Regions from separate parts of the Homo sapiens genome. Here region 2 is linked to region 1. Evidence: chromatin loops called from intact Hi-C (ENCODE). Cell type or tissue: natural killer cell. All regions are shown on one strand.

Region 1 (5,000 bases):
TGCTAGCACCCCATTTCATTCCTAAACCTCCTGACTTATCTTCCTGCTTCTGACTTTGCCCACCACCCGCTTCTGCCCTTTCCCCACCTCAGTGTATTCTTAAACAGCCAGTGTTCCTTATGAATTGTGAGTCAGCCCATTCACTGTCTGCCCAGGACCCTACTGTGCTCCCCACTGCACTCAGGGAAAAAGCCGACGTCCTCACAGTGGCCTGCAGGGCCCCTCACGATCTGGTTTCCTGCCACTTTTCTGATTTCATCTCCAGCCAGTCTACCTCTCAGCACATTGGCCTCCTTGCTGTTCCTAAACATACCTGACACCCCTCGGCGCTTTTGCATTGGCTGTTTCTTCTACGTGGACACTCTTCTCATAGAGACTTATGTGATTCCTCACTGTTTTCCAGACATTATCAAATGTCCCTCTTTAGTAAGCCCTTTCGTGCTCCCAACCCACCTCCTTATCCTGCCCACCCCTCCACCTCCAGACATACTTTATTCCTTTCTCTGGCTTTATCTTTCTCAGTGTCACTTACAACCATGTGACAGACTGTATATGACTTTATTTTATTTGTTGTCTCTTTGCCCTTCACTAAATGTAAGCTCCATGAAGGTAGGATTTTATTTTCCCCATTTCATTAGTTTCAGAACCTGGACAATAGTAGGTGGATAGTAGGTGCTCAATAAATATGTGTTGAATAAATGAATGTTGGAAATGTAATATAAAGGTGCAGATATTGAGCTAATGAAAAGTACTGTATTATCTTTCCTCATGCTCAGGATGACTCTTGGTTATGTAAGTGACCATTGGGCACAGTATGTGAGCCATAACCAAGGCTCAGGATTGGCCCAACAGCCCTACTCTATGGAGAAACTACAGGTTGAATTTGATGAACTGTTTTTGAGGGCTGTCCTACATGTGCTGAAGGCCAAAAGGTAAGTAAGACATATGATGATATTTAGTGAGAAGTAACTTCCTCACTAGTAAGAACCATTCGGTGAAAGCCACTTAAGTAGGTCTTTTATAATAGTTTCTTAGTGTATTTCATCTATTTCTTATTGAGGGCAAATTCTTGGGCCTTGGTTTCCTTATCTGTAGTACCCACCTGTTGACTGAAATGGTCTCTCTCTCTCTCTCAATTTCTTTCTGTTTTAAGATAACACTATTCTGGTGTCTCAGTTTTTTGCCACCCTGAACTTTTGGGGCAGCCTTGAGCAGGGGAAAACAAGGATAGATTCTATCTATCACATACCCACTGCAGTGCCTGCAGTGAGACGCAGTAGGTGTGCAGCATGTGGTGCAAATGATTTGCTGATTTTATTGTTCAATTTGCCTTCCGGTAAGGGTTTTAAGGTCTGGGAATGTCATGGATCTTGGTTCCCTGTCTTAGCTTTGTAAATGCTGTCTTTGGATCATGCTGACTGTGCCACTGCTTACAGCCTAGGACCTGTTTGAGGCATAGGCAAGGGCATAGCTGCACATCCCGTGCTCCCTTCCCTGAGCCACTGGCCAAGTTGAGGAGTGGGCTCTGCTGCAGGATTATGCCCTCCGCTAGGAGATGCGGGGCTGCCTCCACCCCCACCCAGCTGTGCTTATGAACTACTGGCTCTCCCCTGCTTTGGCCCTCTCCTGAGCTAGCTGCCTACACTCCCTCTTGCCATGTAACTCTTAGCCTTAGCCCCTGATTTATTCTGTGTTGTATAGTAAGTTTGAGTCTTGGTCTGCCATTTACTGTTACCCTGGGAAAGTCGCTTAATATTTGTGGTCTCACTTTTTTCATTTCTAAAACGGAGATGGTGATAATGATACTACTGTTCCATTAACCTCATGGATGTGTGATGAGGGTGAATTGTGGTAATATGAGGAAATACATTTTAAACCATAAAGGACTTTTCAAATGTAAGTGGGGGTTTTTCTTGTGTGGTTTCATCTGGGGAATAGAATAATCTAGAGACTTAGAGAAAGATCAGGAGGTCTTAGCTAAGTGTTAACCACTTTTAGACACTGTGAAGGCATTGAGTCTAACTTAAATAGAACTTGGGTATAGAAATTTATCTTTTTTTTTTTTTTTTTGAGATGGAGTCTCACTTTGTTGCCCAGGCTGGAGTGTAGTAGCATGATCTTGGCTCACTGCAACCTCTGTGTCCTGGGTTCAAGCAACTCTTCCACCTCAGCCTTCCAAGTAGCTGGGATTACAGGCGCTTGCCATCATGCCCGGCTAATTTTTTGGGTTTGTAGTAGAGACGGGGTTTCACCATGTTGGCCAGGTTGGTCTTGAACTCCTGACCTCAAGTGATCTGCCCGGCTCAGCCTCCTAAAGTGCTGTGATTACAGACATGAGCCACTTCACCCGGCCTTATCTTTAGATTACTCCTGTTATACTTATACCATAAATTTGGTGGTCTCATGAGATGCACCAAATCCTGTTCAGGACTGTGTCAGGGCATCAGTGCAGTAGCACCTGTCCACTGACGCTGGCCTGGTGCATGGGAGGAGTCTTCCTTCTCTGATCTGTTACTTGTTCTTGTGCTTGCTTAGTGGAGAGGCAAAGCTCTCATCCTAGTTACTTACTAGAGCTTATATATTGAGCTGTGAACCCTTGCTGTAACATTGTGTATATAATTTCACAAAGATAATTGTTTTAAAATGTTGACAGCTATTGTTCTTAAGTTTATTTTAGGAAACAAATTATATGAGAACCAGATATTTAAAGCCATGAAATTTAAATTTATTCGGCACTCAAATGGAAATTTCTGGCAATAGCTATCCCTTCAACCTAAAACAAAACTGAACTATACTAAAAGACAGACAACAAAAATATAAACCAGGGCTGGGCGTGGTGGCTCATGCCTGTAATCCCAGCACTTTGGTAGGCTGAGGTGGGCGGATCACCTGAGGTCAGGAGTTCAAGACCAGCCTGGCCAACATGGTGAAAACCTGTCTCTACTAAAAATACAAAAATTAGCTGGGCGTGGTGGCAGGCACCTGTAATCCCAGCTACTCGGGAGGCTGAGGCAGAAGAATCGCTTGAACCCCGGAAGTGGAGGTTGCGGTGAGCTGAGATCGCGCCACTGTACTCCAGCCTCAGCAGCAGAGCAAGACTCTGTCTCAAAATATATATATATGTGTGTGTGTGTATATATATGTGTGTGTGTATATATATGTGTGTGTGTATATATATGTGTATATCTATATATATGTGTATATATATATAAATACCTATATAAATATATACGTGTATGTGTGTGTATACATATGTGTGTGTGTGTGTGTGTGTGTGTGTGTGTGTGTGTGTGTGTATATATATGTATATATATGCCAGACTTCCTGAATGTCTGCCATATAGGGAATTTTATAGCCTGAAATACACCCTGTTTGTGATATTACTTTTAAGTCCTCTACAATTTCCCTTCTTTGTTTTGGGGTATAAAACAGCATCAGGTCCCATGTGAAGTGTTAGGATAATTAACTAATAAGATAGAAACCTGGCCCAACTGACCTTAGAGAAGTTTCTTAATCTCTTGTTCAGAAGTCTAGCTGGCTTTTCCAGAGTCCAGGTAAGTGTGGGTTTGAACTACCAGTTGCCTGTTTAGGTTCATAGATGTGGATTAGGCATGCACTATTCATTTTTTTCTTAAATTTGGTTTATTTGTAATTAGATAATTTGTAATTGGATGATTTGTAGTAGTTGTTTCTCAAATACGGCAACAGCTTTGAGTGCCTCGTATTTTTTTAAGTTTTTTTTTTTTTAATTTAATAACAGGTAAGTTGCTGTACATTCCTTTGCAGATTTCCTTTTTTTTTTTTTTTTTTTGAAATGGAGTCTCACTCTGTTGTCCAAGATGGAGTTCAGTGACACCATCACTGTAACCTCCGCCTCCCAGGTTCAAGTGATTCTCCTGCCTCAGCCTCCCGAGTAGCTGAGACTATAGGCGCACACCACCGTGCCCGGCTAATTTTTATATTTTTAGTAGAGATGGGGTTTCACTATATTGGCCAAGCTGGTCTCGAACTCCTGACCTCAAGTGATTTGCCCGCCTCAGCCTCCCAAAGTGTTGGGATTACAGGCGTGAGCCACCGCATCCAGCCATTCCTTAGCAGATTCTGACTTGGGGCATGGCCACCATCCTGATACAAGTGTTTTTTTTTAGTTGTGATAACATTTACATACAATTTTAATAAGCATCTATTGAGTGCTGATTGTTTTTGAGATACTGGTTTAAGTAGCAGATAATTAAAATACAAGGTTCTAGTTATAAACTGGTTTATATAAAAATGAACAAGACATGGTTTCTGCTCTCAAATTGCTGTTAGGTTAGTATGTCATATGTAAATTACAGTACCATGAGGGGTTTCTCATGTTGTGTTTTAAGAATCACTTGAGTCTGAGTCACCAAGGGTGACTATAAAGGTGTAAATTCTTGTGCCCCAGCTGTGACCTACAAAATCATGGTCTCTATAGGTGAGGCTTGGGAATCTGCATTTTCCAGAAAGTCTCCAGGTGGTTTTTCTGCCACTACAGTGTGGGGATCACTGGCAGAATGTATGATGATGGCAAAGTCAGGTATGGATGGAGTTCTGTAATAGTGCAGAGGAGGAAGTCCAAGGAGGGCTTGACCCATGGAAGGAGCCAGCCTGGAGGTGTGGGGTCTCTCCAGGCTTGCTGGAATGCAGTGGTAACTGAAGGAGGACAGAGAGGGCTGTGGTTGGAAATATGATTCAGAGCCATACTGTGGAAGCCTTTGAATGTGGGCTGAGGAATTTGAACTTTGTTCAGTGTTCAGAGAGGAGTACTGGATGGATTTCGATTTTCCTCCCACCCACTGCACATGTGTCTGTGGGCACACGTGTACCTGTGTGTGTGCTCAGACACACACATCCACAGCTGGCCTCTCTGCCACCCACTACTGTGTGTGCCTTAGTACCTGTGTGCGCCTTAGTAGCCTGTGTGCATTGGTGCTAATATCCGTAATAATAATACTTATTATTTTTGAGTTGGAGTT
Region 2 (5,000 bases), 63 kb after region 1:
GTGGTGGCTCATGCCTGTAAACCCAGTACTTTGGGAGGCCAAGGCAGGTGGATCACTTGAGGTCAGGACTTCAAGACAAACCTGGCCAATATGGTGAAACCCTGTCTCTGCTAAAAATACAAAAATTAGCTGGATGTGGTGGTCGGTGCCTGCAACCCCAGTTGCTCGGGAGGCTGATGCAGAAGAGTTGCTTGAACCCTGGAGGTGAAGGTTGCAGTGAGCCAAGATCGTGCCACTACACTGTAGCCTGGGTGGCAGAGAAAGACTCTCTCTCTCAAAAAAAAAAAAATTTTATTTGCTCATTTTCTATTTGTTAATATTTGGCCATCTCTTTGTTATGTGAATTTGATTTTTTTTTTTTAATGCTTTGAGTAGAGAAAACTGTTGAAGCTGACTTAGGGTGTTTTTCTACGGCATTTGAAATGTAACCAAGATGTCCAAGGGTCTAAATTTGATGTAAAAAGATGTTAATTTAAGGGTTATTTAGATAGCACATTTTTGAAATCTAATTGCATTGGAATAAAGGGTATGAAGGAGATGAAAGAAAATTATATGGCTGGTGTTACAAGCTACAATTCGCCTGCAGTTATTTACAGCCTTTTAAGTATTCTAAATGTGTGTCAGGCCTACATAATGGACAGGCTTCCAGGACTTAGGCCAGCCCTAGACACTGGGACTTAACAGTATTTTAATCACGGTTGCATTCCTAAGTGTGTGCTTCTTTTCTTTAAAGCAGCCAACAGCGGCATTACCCCTGGCTAGAGAGTGATACTGTGGTGGCCTCAAGCATTGTGCAGCTGTTCACTGACTGTATTGACTCACTGCATGAGAGTTTTAAAGGTAGGAAGATGTCAGGCTGTCTCTGCTTAGTTTTCATTTTTCCCTAAGTCAGTCAGTCTTTTTCTTCTACTTTCCTCTATTTAATTTTTATTTAATAGGCAGTTATTTGTGACTGAAGAAAAGTCGCTGATACAATTATTTAGTGTTAAGTGTGTAACTTTTTTTTTTTTTTTCTTTTGGAGATGGAGTCTTGCTCTGTCGCCCAGGCTGGAGTGCAGTGGTGTGATCTGGGCTCACTGCAGCCTCTGCCTCCCAGATTCAAGCAATTCTCCTGCCTCAGCCTCCCGAGTAGCTGGGACTACAAGCGCATGCCGCCACACCTGGCTAATTTTTTTGTAGTTTTAGTAGAGACGGGGTTTCACCATGTTGCCCAGGCTGGTCTCAAACTCCTGAGCTCAGGCTATCTGCCCGCCTCGGCCTCCCAAAGTGCTAGGATTACAGGTGTGAGCCACCACGCCCGGCCTTTAGGTGTGTAACTTCTTACCTTTTTTTGTTAGGTTGCTCTGAGTTTCTCAGTTATGGTAAATTTGCAGTCTTTCTCTCTTCCAATATTGCCTGTCCTGCATGTTGAGTTTCTTCCTGTCCTCCCTAACTCTTAACCTCTTTTTCATATTTTCTGTCTTTTTTTGCTTTATTATGGGTAATTTCTAGAGGTCTTCCTTCCATTTCTTTAGTCTCTCTCCAGCTCTGTCTCATCTGCTTAAAATATATCAATTGAATTTTTCATTGAAGTGATTATTTTTTCCATTTCTAGATCTATTTGTTTGTTTTTCAAATGTACCCTGATCCTTTTTGGTAGTATCTTTTCTTTCATTTAAAATTCTATTTTTTATTTCCTTAGAATTTGTTTAAACATGCTTACTTTATGATGTATGTACATTAATTCTATTATCTGAAATTCCTGTTGGGGGTTGTCTTATGCTGCTGTTTAATTTTCCTTTGGATTCTTGTTCTTGGAGGCATGTTTCCTTGTGTGTTTTTAAATTTTGTATTGTGAGCCCATATTTAGAGAGACTGATGGGAATCTCATAAGGCCTAGGCTGAGGGTGTGTAAGTCCTCCAGAGAGGATCTACATTTGTTGTCAATTGGAACTACTTAACTTCTTGGTTTGGGGTTTCCCGTGCTACCAGTTACATGAAATGAAACCCCAAACTCACTTGCGGGCTGGCCTCAATTCTCACAGTAAACTTTTTGATCTCTCCTGACTCACAATCTAGGGTAAGGCAGAGAAGTTTCCTCTTTTGCCCCATTCTACCCTTTCAGTAAGAATATAGTCCTTAGAAAACCTCATGTTCTGTCCTCTTGTGCTGTTAAAACTCAGCAGGCAAATAGTCCTCGGTTGGCTGGTTTCAGCATCTGTTTAACACTCTGGCTTCCTCTTTGCTTCTGGCCCATGGTGTTTTCTTCCACTGAATACACCTAGTGCCCCTGTGGCTGCCATGTGTTTGTGTGGCATTTAGTTATAGAGTGATATGGTTTGGCAGTGTCCCCACCCAAATGTCATCTTGAATTGTAGCTACCATGATTCCCATGTGTTGTGGGAGGGAGCCAGTGGAAGATAATTGAATCATGGGGGCGGTTTCCCTCATACTGTTCTCCTGGTGGTGAATGAGTCTCATGAGATCTGGTGGTTTGATAAGGGGTTTCCCGTATTGCTTGGCTCTCATTCTCTCTCTTGCCTGCTGCCATGTAAGACATGCCTTTCATCTTCCACCATGATTGTGAGGCCTCCCCAGCCACATGGAACTGTGAGTCTGTTAAACCTCTTTTTCTTTGTAAATTACCCAGTCTTGGATATGTCTTTATCAGCAGTGTGAAAATGAGCTAATACATACAGTTAAGCATATGTCATCCAGTTTTGTTTTTTTTTTGTAATAGATTTTATTTTTTGTTTAACGGACTTTATTTTTTAGAGCAGTTTTAGGTTTACAGCAAAATTAAGTGGAAAGTACAAGAATTCCTTTATACCTTCTGCCCCCACACATGCACAAGCCTTCCCCACTCTGGACATTCCACACCAGGGTGATACATTTGTTATAATTGATGAACCTACATTAAGGCATCATTATCAATGAAAGTCCATGATTTACATTAGTGTTCTCTCTTGGTAAACACATTCGGTGGGTTTTGACAAATGACAAATAACATGTGCCCACCATTGTGGTATCATACAGAGCAGTTTCACTGCCTTAAAAATCCTCTGCGCTCTGCCTGTTCATCTCTCCCTCCCCTCAACCCCTGATCCTTTTACTATCTCCATAGTGTTACCTTCTCTAGAATGTCCTATGGTTGGAATCATAGCATTTTCAGATTAACTTCTTTCACTTAGTAATAGACATTGAAGTCTCTTTATGCCTTTTCATGGCTGGATAGCTCATTTCATTTTGTCTGGCTGTACCTTATTTGTATTTCTGATTTATCTTTTATATATCTTATCTTACCTTGAAGAGGTGTAAACTCTTCATAGAATAACAGAAATGTTATTCTTTGCTTCTTTTTGCTCCCTACAAAACTAGGGTAATGCCATATTCTCAGTGTGTGTTTGATAAATAGTGGTTCAATGAGTAACACATGAAATCCTAGTAGTACTCAATTATTTTTTTGAAAGGCAGACTTCTAGCTGCTTTTTACCATCCAGAATATATTGATTACTGAGAAAAAGATTTGAGCACCAAATTATAATCATAAAGGCTATATATTTAATTTCTTTTTTTTTTTTTCCTTTGAGACTGAGTCTCACTCTGTTGCCCAGGCTGGAGTGCAGTGGCAGGATCTTGGCTCACTGCAACCTCTGCCTCCTGGGTTCAGGCGATTCTCCTGCCTCAGTCTCCCGAGTAGCTGGGACTACAGGCGCCCGCCACCACACCCGGCTGATTTTTGTATTTTTAGTAGAGACGTGGTTTCACCATATTGGCCAGGCTGGTTTTGAACTCCTGACCTTGTGATCCGCCTGCCTTGGCCTCCCAAAGTGCTGGGATTACAGGCATGAGCCACCATGCCCAGCCATATTTAATTTCTTAGTATAGGGGAAAGCACCCCAAGGCTCTCTTGCCCCTGTATATGAATAAAATAAGAAAGTGGCATAGGACAGAAGGGTTCACAGACATCAAGACTTGGTAGCTGGGTTCAAAGAAAGGAAACAGGAGAGCTTTGCAAGGTAGGATGAAGAAGTATTGCAGCTTTTTAGTGAGGTTATCTGATCCACTAGCTCCTTCTATGGATGAGAAAAGTGGGGACCTGAAAATGAAAAGAATTTATCTGACGTCACAGAATTTGTGTCTTGGCTGGAACTATCAGCTCAGTCTATCCTAAGACATCCTTCTGGATATCTTCTACATACTTACCCAACTTTATCTAAACAAAACTGTCTTTTATCCATATTTAAACGAATGCTATCATTAACCTCTGTCTTAAAGGTTGTTAAAAATGTGCATTCCTGTTCCATGCCGGGTTGTGGAATTGAGGGTACAAGCATGTTAGAAATGAGAGTTGTCTGGTACAATGTGTTGATGCTCATTGGCTTTTTTTTTGGACAAGGAGTCTCACTCTGTTGCCCAGGTTGGAGTGCGGTGGTGCGATCTTGGCTCACTGCAACCTCTGCCTCCCTGGTTCAAGCAGTTCTCCCACCTCAGCCTCCCGAGTAGCTGGGATTACAGGTGCCTGCCACCACACCTGGCTAATTTTTGTATTTTTGGTAGAGACAGAGTTTCACCATGTTGGCCAGGTTAGTCTCGAACTCCTGACCTAAAGTGATCTGCCTGCCTCGGCCTCCCAAAGTGCCGGGATTGCAAGCGTGAGCCACTGCACACAGCCTCGTTGGCCATTTTTTAAAAGATTTGTGTTGAGAAACCATCAGGTTTCTGTTCTTACTGTGTGTGGCTCTCTCTTCTTTGACTGCATTCCATTAGCATGGAACCAGAAAGTCTGAAACCACTTGTTTTAGACTAAATGTCCCTTATATAGTCATTAGCCCTTGAAGGCATTAATGGAATTGATACTTGTGAGGATAATATTGAGTAATAATCCAGGTCTCAGAAAAGCGTGAGATTTATTTTAGAATGACTTACATGAATGACAGTTAATGGACTAGTTTCATTGCACCAAGGGTTAATTAAGTTTTAGTCATTTGGAACATTTCCACCGTTTCTAAAATTAAAAA

What was found. Peaks named below come from ENCODE experiments on the same cell type or tissue, not always from the same donor. Only the 100,000 strongest peaks of a DNase experiment are listed, where the experiment ranks them.
Region 2: it touches region 1 in a loop (9-fold over the local background); 3 of 110 quality-filtered maps call a loop at or near these places.

What each region holds. Positions count from the first base shown.
Region 1 is chr18:45,935,532-45,940,531 of GRCh38, reverse strand. It overlaps EPG5 (ectopic P-granules 5 autophagy tethering factor), which reads left to right. Exons shown (of 44, transcript NM_020964.3): 10 at 777-932. Among named protein-coding and RNA genes, the nearest start is that of EPG5, 29 kb to the left of the region's middle. In natural killer cell, no CTCF peak of the experiment used is centred here; a DNase peak (open chromatin) is centred at 1,881; H3K27ac peaks cover 1,491 bases.
Region 2 is chr18:45,872,076-45,877,075 of GRCh38, reverse strand. EPG5 (ectopic P-granules 5 autophagy tethering factor) reads left to right here. Exons shown (of 44, transcript NM_020964.3): 35 at 734-840. Among named protein-coding and RNA genes, the nearest start is that of SIGLEC15, 49 kb to the right of the region's middle. In natural killer cell, no CTCF peak of the experiment used is centred here; DNase peaks (open chromatin) are centred at 1,995 and 2,445; H3K27ac peaks cover 1,671 bases.